Regions from separate parts of the Homo sapiens genome. Here region 1 is linked to region 2. A link is an interaction called in ENCODE POLR2A ChIA-PET data of the cell type or tissue named here. Cell type or tissue: Panc1. All regions are shown on one strand.

Region 1 (4,000 bases), 140 kb before region 2:
GCAATTAGCCATTTTTTGGTTTTTGTTATTTCTTTTCTTGTTTATTTCCGCAATTAGCCGTTTTTTTAATGGCTATTAAACATAACTAGTAAGGTCTTCACTTTAAAGTTATAAAAGAATTTCTGAATTTCTATATGTTTTCTTTTTAGAAGTTGTATGCCTTCATATTTTACATTTAAATCATTGATCCACTTGATATTTTCTGGGAGTAAGATGTAAGATATGGTTCCAACTTAATTTTTTCCCAGACATTAACTAGTTATTCTAACACTGTTTATTGAATAATCATTACCCTGCTCCCGGATTTGAGATGCATCACTTGCTAACGTAAAAATTTGCATGTATTTAAATCTATTTATAAACTTTCTAATCTCTTCTGCAGGTCTATCTGTTATACTGTTTTAATTACTGAAGCTTTTTCGTATGCTTCAATATTTCTTACAGTTAGTTCCCGCTTACTGCTCTTCTTTTTTTTTTTTAGACAGAGTCTTGCTCTGTCACCCAGGCTTGAGTGCAGTGGCGTGATCTTGGCTTACTGCAACCTCCGCCTCCCAGTTTCAAGCGATTCTCCTGCCTCAGCCTCTTGAGTAGCTGGGACTACAGGCACCAGCCATCACGCCCAGCTAATTTTTTGTATTTTTAGTAGAGACACGGTTTCGCCATGTTGGCCAGGTTCGTCTTGAGTTCCTGACCTCAGGTGATCTGCCCGCCTCGGCCTCCCAAAGTGCTGGGATTACAGGCATGAGCCATCGCACCGGCCTGCTCTTCTTTTAAAAAAGTTTTTCTATCTTTTTTTTGTTTTTTTTGGTGGTTGCTTCGAACTTTATTTGAGAAAAACAGAAGATAAACGTATCAAAAGAACACACAGGTGGGTGCGGGGGAGGCACAGCCAGTGGCGGCAGCAGGGGTGGGCATCCGGGCTAAGGCTTTACTTGGCGGCAGTCTCGTCGGATTTTGCAGCTTCTGGGCCCCCAAGCTGGGCCCGCGACTCGAAGGTGACTGGGATGGTGATCTCGTTGGACTGCGTGGCTAGCTTGGGCATGGGGGCCTCCACGGTCAGTGTGCCCTCAGGGGACAGGGAGGAGGAGACCTGAGTGGGGTCCACACCGGTGGGGCAGCGTGTATTTCCGCGTGAAGCACCGGGAGATGTAGCCATGCTCGTCCTGCTGCTCCTCGTACTTGCCTTTGTAGGTAAGAGCTTTTTTAAGTATACACTTAAGGATTTATCTAGTCCTTACCCTCCAGCCCCTGCCCGGAAAAAAACAACCCTCTTCGTTAGACAAAGAGGAGATTAAATTTATAAATTCCCTTGGGAGAAAATTAACACCTTTGATGTTATCTTCCAGTTTAAGAACATTGTATGTCTTTCACTTGCTCAAGTCTTCCTTTATGCCCTTCAATAATGTTTCAAGATTTTCTTCCTACAGACCTGGTATATTACTTATTAGGCTTATTCCTAGGCTTTTTTTTCCTATTAAAATTGGGGATTTTTCTTCCATCGTGTCCGAATGTTGGTTAAGTAAAAGCTATTTATATTGTATATTACTTTATACTATATCACCTTGCATAATTTAATTTTTATTTATAGTATTTTTCAGTTGATTGCTTTGTATTTTCTAGCATAGAACCATATCATTTGCAACCAGCAAACGTTATGTCTTTTTCTTTCTTTTACGTGTTTTTTTCACCAAATCTTTTGGATAATATCTCTGATACAATGTTTAATAAAAATAATGATAATGAGCATATTTTTCTTTTTCCTGAATATAGGGGGAGTGTTTCTAGTGTTTCCCCATTAAACATAACACTGGTTATTTATTGGCTGAGATAGATACATTTTGTTATGTTAAAGATATCAACTAGCTCAAGTTTGTTAATAGTGTTGCTCAAATACTCTTTATTCTTACTGGTTTTCGGCCTGCTTTTCCTAAAAGTTATTGAGAGAGGTATTTGAGTGGGGGCAAAGATTTATTAAGTAGGACACAAAAATCACTAACATAAAGGAAAAGTTTGATAAATTGGACTAAAATAAATTTAAAAATTCTGTTAATCCTAAGACATCACTAAGAGAGTAAAAGGCAAGTCACAAGATATTTGCAATGCCTATATCTGAATATAAAAAGGAACACATAAAAAGCTTGATAAATATAGCTCACCAACATAAAAATGGGCAAAAGAACAGTCAATTCACAAAAAAGGATGTTGAAATACCAATAAATATATGAAAAGATGCTCATTAGCCTTTAGGGAAATTTATGATTAAAACTACAATGACAATCCACTGGTATAGCTAAAATTAAACAGACATCAATATAAAGTATTGGTGTGGCTGGACCTGGTGGCTCATGCCTGTAATCCCAGCACTTTGGGAAGCTGAGGCAGGAAGATCCCTTGAGGTTAGGAGTTTCAGAGCAGCTTGGCCAACATGGTGAAATCCCATCTCTCCTAAAAATACAAAAATTAGCTACACTTGGTGGCAGGCACCTGTAATCCCAGCTACTCAGGAGGGTGAGGCACGAGAATCCCTTGAACCTGGGAGGCAGAGATTGCAGTGAGCCGAGACCGCACTACTGCACTCCAGTCTGGGCAACAGCAAGACTCTGTCTCAAAAAAAAAAAAAAAAAAGTATTGATGTGAATGTATAGCAAGTAGAATTCTCATCCATTGCTGATAGGAGTATAAACTATTTATATCCACTTTGCAAATATGTATGGCAGTGTCTTCTAAAGCTGAACACCACATTCTGCATAGATGTAGAATTCTACTCCTGAGTATGAAATAGACACAGAAATATATGCCAAAAGAAAAGACAGGTACAAGAATGTTTATATCACAACCATTCACAACATCCCCAAACTGGAAACAATCCAGATGTCTGCCAAAATTTAAAAAAACATAAATGTGATATATTCTGTAAACAAAAAGGTATCTGAGACAGGCCACAGTCAACTTAGAAAGTTTATTTTGGCAAGGTTAAGGACGCACCCATGACACTGCCTCGAGGTTCTGATGACATGTGCCCAAGGCGGTTGGGATACAGCTTGCTTTTATACATTTTAGGGAGACATGAGACATCAGTCAATATGTGTAATGTAAATTGGTTTGGTTTGGTAAGGTGGGACAACCTGAGAAGCCAGAGCTTCCAGGTCATAAGTAGATAAGAGACAAAACATTGCATTCTTTTGAGTCCTTGATCAGCTTTCCACTGAATATGAAATGGGAAAAGTTCCCCTTATCCCCCTCACAGGGCATGCGATGGGGTGTGGCTTGCTTCTTCAGTGCCTGGCTATTCAAACCCCTAAGGGGAGCAGGCAGACACACAGGTTGTGGGGCTCCAACCCCACAGCAGTGTCTAGGGGTGAATGTTTACAGCTCCTGAGGCCCCAGAGGGCGTGTGTTACAGGGTGTTCTTTTAGTTTAGCTGTCTGTAGGTGGCTTGTGTTAGTCTGCTCGATTAGACCCCCTGCCTTATCGCAAGGACAGAGGGCTTTCTGTATCTGAGAGTTTCTTTCCTTGATGTACCAGAAAAACTGAATCACCTATGGGCTTGGAGAGTGAGTGCAAGGTTTTATTGAGTCGAAGTAGCTCTCAGCAGATGGGGATGCCAGAAGGGGATGGAGTGGGAAGGTGGTTTTGCCCTGGAGTCAGGCCGCTCAGCAGCCCAGGCTCTGCTCTGACCACCCTGGCCAAACTCCACATTGTTCCATAGGTCGATGGCCTGCCGGCTTGCCAGCATCTGTCCGTGTGCTCTTACACCGGTGTGTTCCTCTCGACGTCCAGCTGCTTGTGTGCATATCCGCTAGGATCCTGGGGGTTTTTATACCCGCAGGATGGCGGCATGGCAGGCCAGGGTGGTCTTGGGAAATGCAATATTTGGTCACAGAGGCAAGGGTGCCTGTCCTCATCTAGGTCCATGGGCACAGGCCTGGGGGTGGAGCCCTCACCAGGGACCTGCCTACTCCTCCCAGCACTTCCCTGCCCCCTTCCATATCAAATACAC
Region 2 (4,000 bases):
AACAATTCCTGGGAGTTTACTGTGATGAGACAATGTATGAGAACAACTGGACTCAAGATCCAAGTCCATCCTATATTAACTGCACAGGCAAGCCAACCTCCCTGAACCCCAGTTTCCCCATCTGTGGAATGTTTAAAATACATCCTCTTCCTATTTTATAGGGTTGTTGAGAGGCTCAAAATTAGATAATAGAGGAGAAAGCCTTTTCAAACAGTCAGGTTCTATCTAGCAAAAAGGACTGACTGACTAAGCTACAGGTATAATTACATTCATGAGATGAGCAAAATGTCAAAGCTAATCATGCTATGGTCTAGGTTTTGGCCTCAGGCAATTGGAGGTTTAGAACACGATGATCCCACCCCAGTAGTTGGGGAATTTGGGGGCTACTTGGCTCCATCTGAAATAGAGAAAATTGAGATTGTAAGAAATGAAGCTTTAAAATTTTTCTCTATGTCTGAACATTCTCATAAAATGTTGGAAAACTAAATAAATGAAATAAAACTCATCCTTAAGTTCTAGTCCCAATGAATTGTTCACCATTAGCAGACACCCACTATAGCCTCTTAATTTTTATGACTAAAATATAGGCACTAGAGCCATCTCCTGCAATTCAATATTCATATAAATCTATTGAGCACCTCCTAGTGACCAGGGACTGTGTTAAGGGGATGGATACACAGAAAGAAAGAGGACATGGTCCTTCAGAAAAACACATCTTCTTTGGGGTATAGATGAGTAATGGAACAATTACAGCACACCCACAAACTCAGGGGAGGAACACTTAACACTCTAGAGCAGAAATGTAAAGATATCCTGGATAAAGGTGAGGGGGGGTTGGGGGTTGGGGGAGTGGGTGGGACAATGAGGCAGACATGGTGTAAGGTGGTAAAAGGGCACCACAGGCAGAGAGAAGAGTGTGAGCAAAGCGGATTCATAGCATATGGGAGAGTGGAGGTAGCCAAGCCTGAAGAAGCAGCCAGGGAATATTCCATGCCAAGGCGGGGCTCTTTTTTTCTGAAGGAAGTGATATGTGGGGGTGGAGCACTAATGATGCTTGGGCTGTATTTTGAGGGTGAATATGAAAGCTCTGTACTCCCTCTTTCCTCCAAACCTCTGTAGCCAGGAGAATATTTCCCTGGGGATACCAGAATGGGAGTCAAAATTGCAGGAGGACCAGCAATTTAAAGGAGTTGCCACCTCCGAGAGTGGAGTCTCACCCTGTTGCCCACGCTGGAGTGCAGTGGTTCAATCCTGGCTCACTGCAATCTCTGCCTCCCGGGTTCAAGCGATTCTCCTGCTTCAGCCTCCCTAGTAGCTGGGACTACAGGTGTGCGCCACCACACTTGGATAATTTTTTATATTTTTGGTAGAGACGGGGTTTCACCATGTTGACTAGGCTGGTCTCGAACTCCTCACCTCAAGTGATCCGCCCTCCTCAGCCTCCCAAAGTGCTGGGATTACAGTCATGAGCCACCATGCCTGGCTGGGAAGCCAAGACTTCTGGCATGTGGCTGAGCCATGCTGCCTGGCAGTATAGCACCCAGGGCTTCTGGATCCTGGGCCCAGGTACCTACAACTTGACTGGGAATGGAAGTGGAACTATGCATTGCTCAAAAGAGCTAAAATTTACCTGAGGAGCACTAATGCCATGTCACCTGGAGGTTCATGGCCAATCCTTCTGCTTAAGACGATTAATTTCTTTAAAAGCATCATAATGATTATTCATCCTATAAACCACATAGTAACAACATTAAAAAAATCAAAACAAAATTCTCTACCTAGCAATTCCATTATCTCAACAGAACAACACACATTGTTTGATGTACCTTTTCAATTCCAGCAAATATGCTTATAGCTTTTCATGGTTTTCATCGTAGCATAGAAGCTGTTTTTTGTTTGTTTGTTTTGTTTTGTTTTTTTGAGACCGAGTCTTGGTCTGTCACCAGGCTGGAATGCAGTGGCGTGATCTCAGCTCACTGCAACCTCCGCCTCCGGGGTTCAAGCAATTTTCCTGCCTCACCCTCCTGAGTAGCTGGGACTACAGGCACGCATCACCACACCCAGCTAATTTTTGTATTTTTAGTAGAGATGGGGTTTCACCATGTTGGCCAGGATAGTCTCAATCTCGACCTCGTGATCCACCCGCCTCGGCCTCCCAAAGTGTTGGGATTACAGGCGTGAGCCATCGTGCCCAGCCAGAAGCCATTTTTGAAAGCTTAACATTGTGGCTATATATTTCTCCTGTTGTTTTTAATAACTGTATAATGTTCTATCAAGTAGATATATTCTAGTTCATAAAACTAGTCTCTATTTTTTTTTTTTGACATTTAGGTTTTCATTAAAACCTAATCATCAAAAAAATTATTAACCGTATCTGTTTTAGGAAAGTAATACATCTGTTGGAAACATCTGATTGAATCCTATCTCAAAAGCCATTTTCTTCACCTTTCTGTCTGAGGTTTTTGTGTATACAAGGGAATGTTTTCAGTGTGCTGGCTGTCGGTACTGCCAGGAGGGAGTGCAGTTGGCAGAATCAGGAGAAAGTGACAAGGAGCAGGGACAAGTGTAATGACCTCAGCTGCAGAGATTCCTAATTCTGGATCCCTGGTAGGGTGATCAACCATCTGTGTGCATGGTTCTGACGGTTTTCCTGAACGGCCTTTCAGTGCTAAAACCAGGAAAGTGCCTGGTAAACCAGGATTTGTTGGTCACCTTAGACATTGGTTATGGGGGAGCTGAAGGAACTGAGAAGGGAACGAATCATTTCTATAAGCCAGCCCTGTGTCTTAAAAGCAGCAATTCAGAGAAAAACTGCTCACACACTGCAATGAAACCCTCACCCTTTATGTAGTTGTCAAAATAGTTATTTGTCTCAGGTTATGGCTCTGCTCACAGAAAAACCATCCATTCATTTATTCAATAAACATGTATGGAACACCGGCATTGTTCTAGGCATAAGACACATTCCCTGCTCCTGTGGTGCTTCTGTTATTGGTGTGTGTATGTGTGTGTGTGTGTGTGTGTGTGTGTGTGTGTGTGTGTGTGTATTGGTGAGAGGGAAACAGGAGTAAACTAAAAAACACAAAATAAAGAAGAATGGACACAATAAATGCAATGGCAGAAACAAGATGGATTAGTGGAGTAGAAACTGCTGGGAGTCCGGTGCCACTTGGTGGTCAGGAAAGGTGACTCCGAAGAGCCTGACATTTGAGACAAATCAGTGGTGAGAAGAGCTGCCAAGTAAAGCGCCACAAGAGGGATTAGGGGCAGAAGGAACAGCACGTTAGAGGGCCCTGAATGGAAGCCAGCTGGGTTTCATGGAGGAACTTAGTGAAGGACCCTGTGGTCATTGTGTAGGGTGGGAACGCTGACCCTAGTTATGACCCAGTCCAAGCTCCATTTTCATAAGTGGGGATGATAAGCACACTGAGGCCCACGTGTCTTGTCCACAGTCTCTTGATTCCCAATTCAGCACCCATGGTACCATTGCTGCCTATTTGACTTGAGAACTTAATTTTCTCCCTTTGTACAACTGGAAGTAAATAAAAGAGATTCATTCATTTTACACGAGAAAAATTGGTATTGGAATTGTTTGCGGACAAACACAAGAACCAAAAACATTAGCCTCAAGGTGAAGAGAGGAACCTTGGCGTCCACAATGACACCCAGTTTAGGGGTCCCCAGAGATGTTCGGTAAGACATGCTTCCAGAACCTTCCAGGTGAGGACCAATACTAATTCTGCAGTCTACATAAACTAAAAATGAAACTGGTCATAAGGTAGGCAGCCCCAGCTGACCTTTCACCTGTGCCTGAACTAATGCAAGTACAGGACCTGAGTGCTACAGGTTGAAGAAGTAAGTGATCCTAGGAGTTGAAGGGTCAGAGGAGCCAGGCTGACACAACTCATAGAAGGTGGAGGAAGCTGATCTTCTGAGCCTCAGCTGTGGTTGATCTTGATAACTCAAAGAGTTAACACAACCAAAACTAACGCAAGGGTGG

What was found. Peaks named below come from ENCODE experiments on the same cell type or tissue, not always from the same donor. Only the 100,000 strongest peaks of a DNase experiment are listed, where the experiment ranks them.
Region 1: POLR2A ChIA-PET joins it to region 2 with 6 read pairs; 2 of 35 experiments call an interaction of 5 or more read pairs at or near these places.

What each region holds. Positions count from the first base shown.
Region 1 is chr9:72,006,953-72,010,952 of GRCh38, forward strand. It overlaps the pseudogene HSPB1P1. Among named protein-coding and RNA genes, the nearest start is that of C9orf57, 52 kb to the right of the region's middle. RefSeq lists an enhancer at 439-970. In Panc1, no CTCF peak of the experiment used is centred here; no DNase peak of the experiment used is centred here; H3K27ac peaks cover 250 bases.
Region 2 is chr9:72,145,307-72,149,306 of GRCh38, forward strand. It overlaps a transcript of GDA not described here. Among named protein-coding and RNA genes, the nearest start is that of GDA, 2.1 kb to the right of the region's middle. RefSeq lists enhancers at 925-2,124, 3,833-4,000. In Panc1, no CTCF peak of the experiment used is centred here; no DNase peak of the experiment used is centred here; H3K4me3 peaks cover 249 bases; H3K27ac peaks cover 398 bases.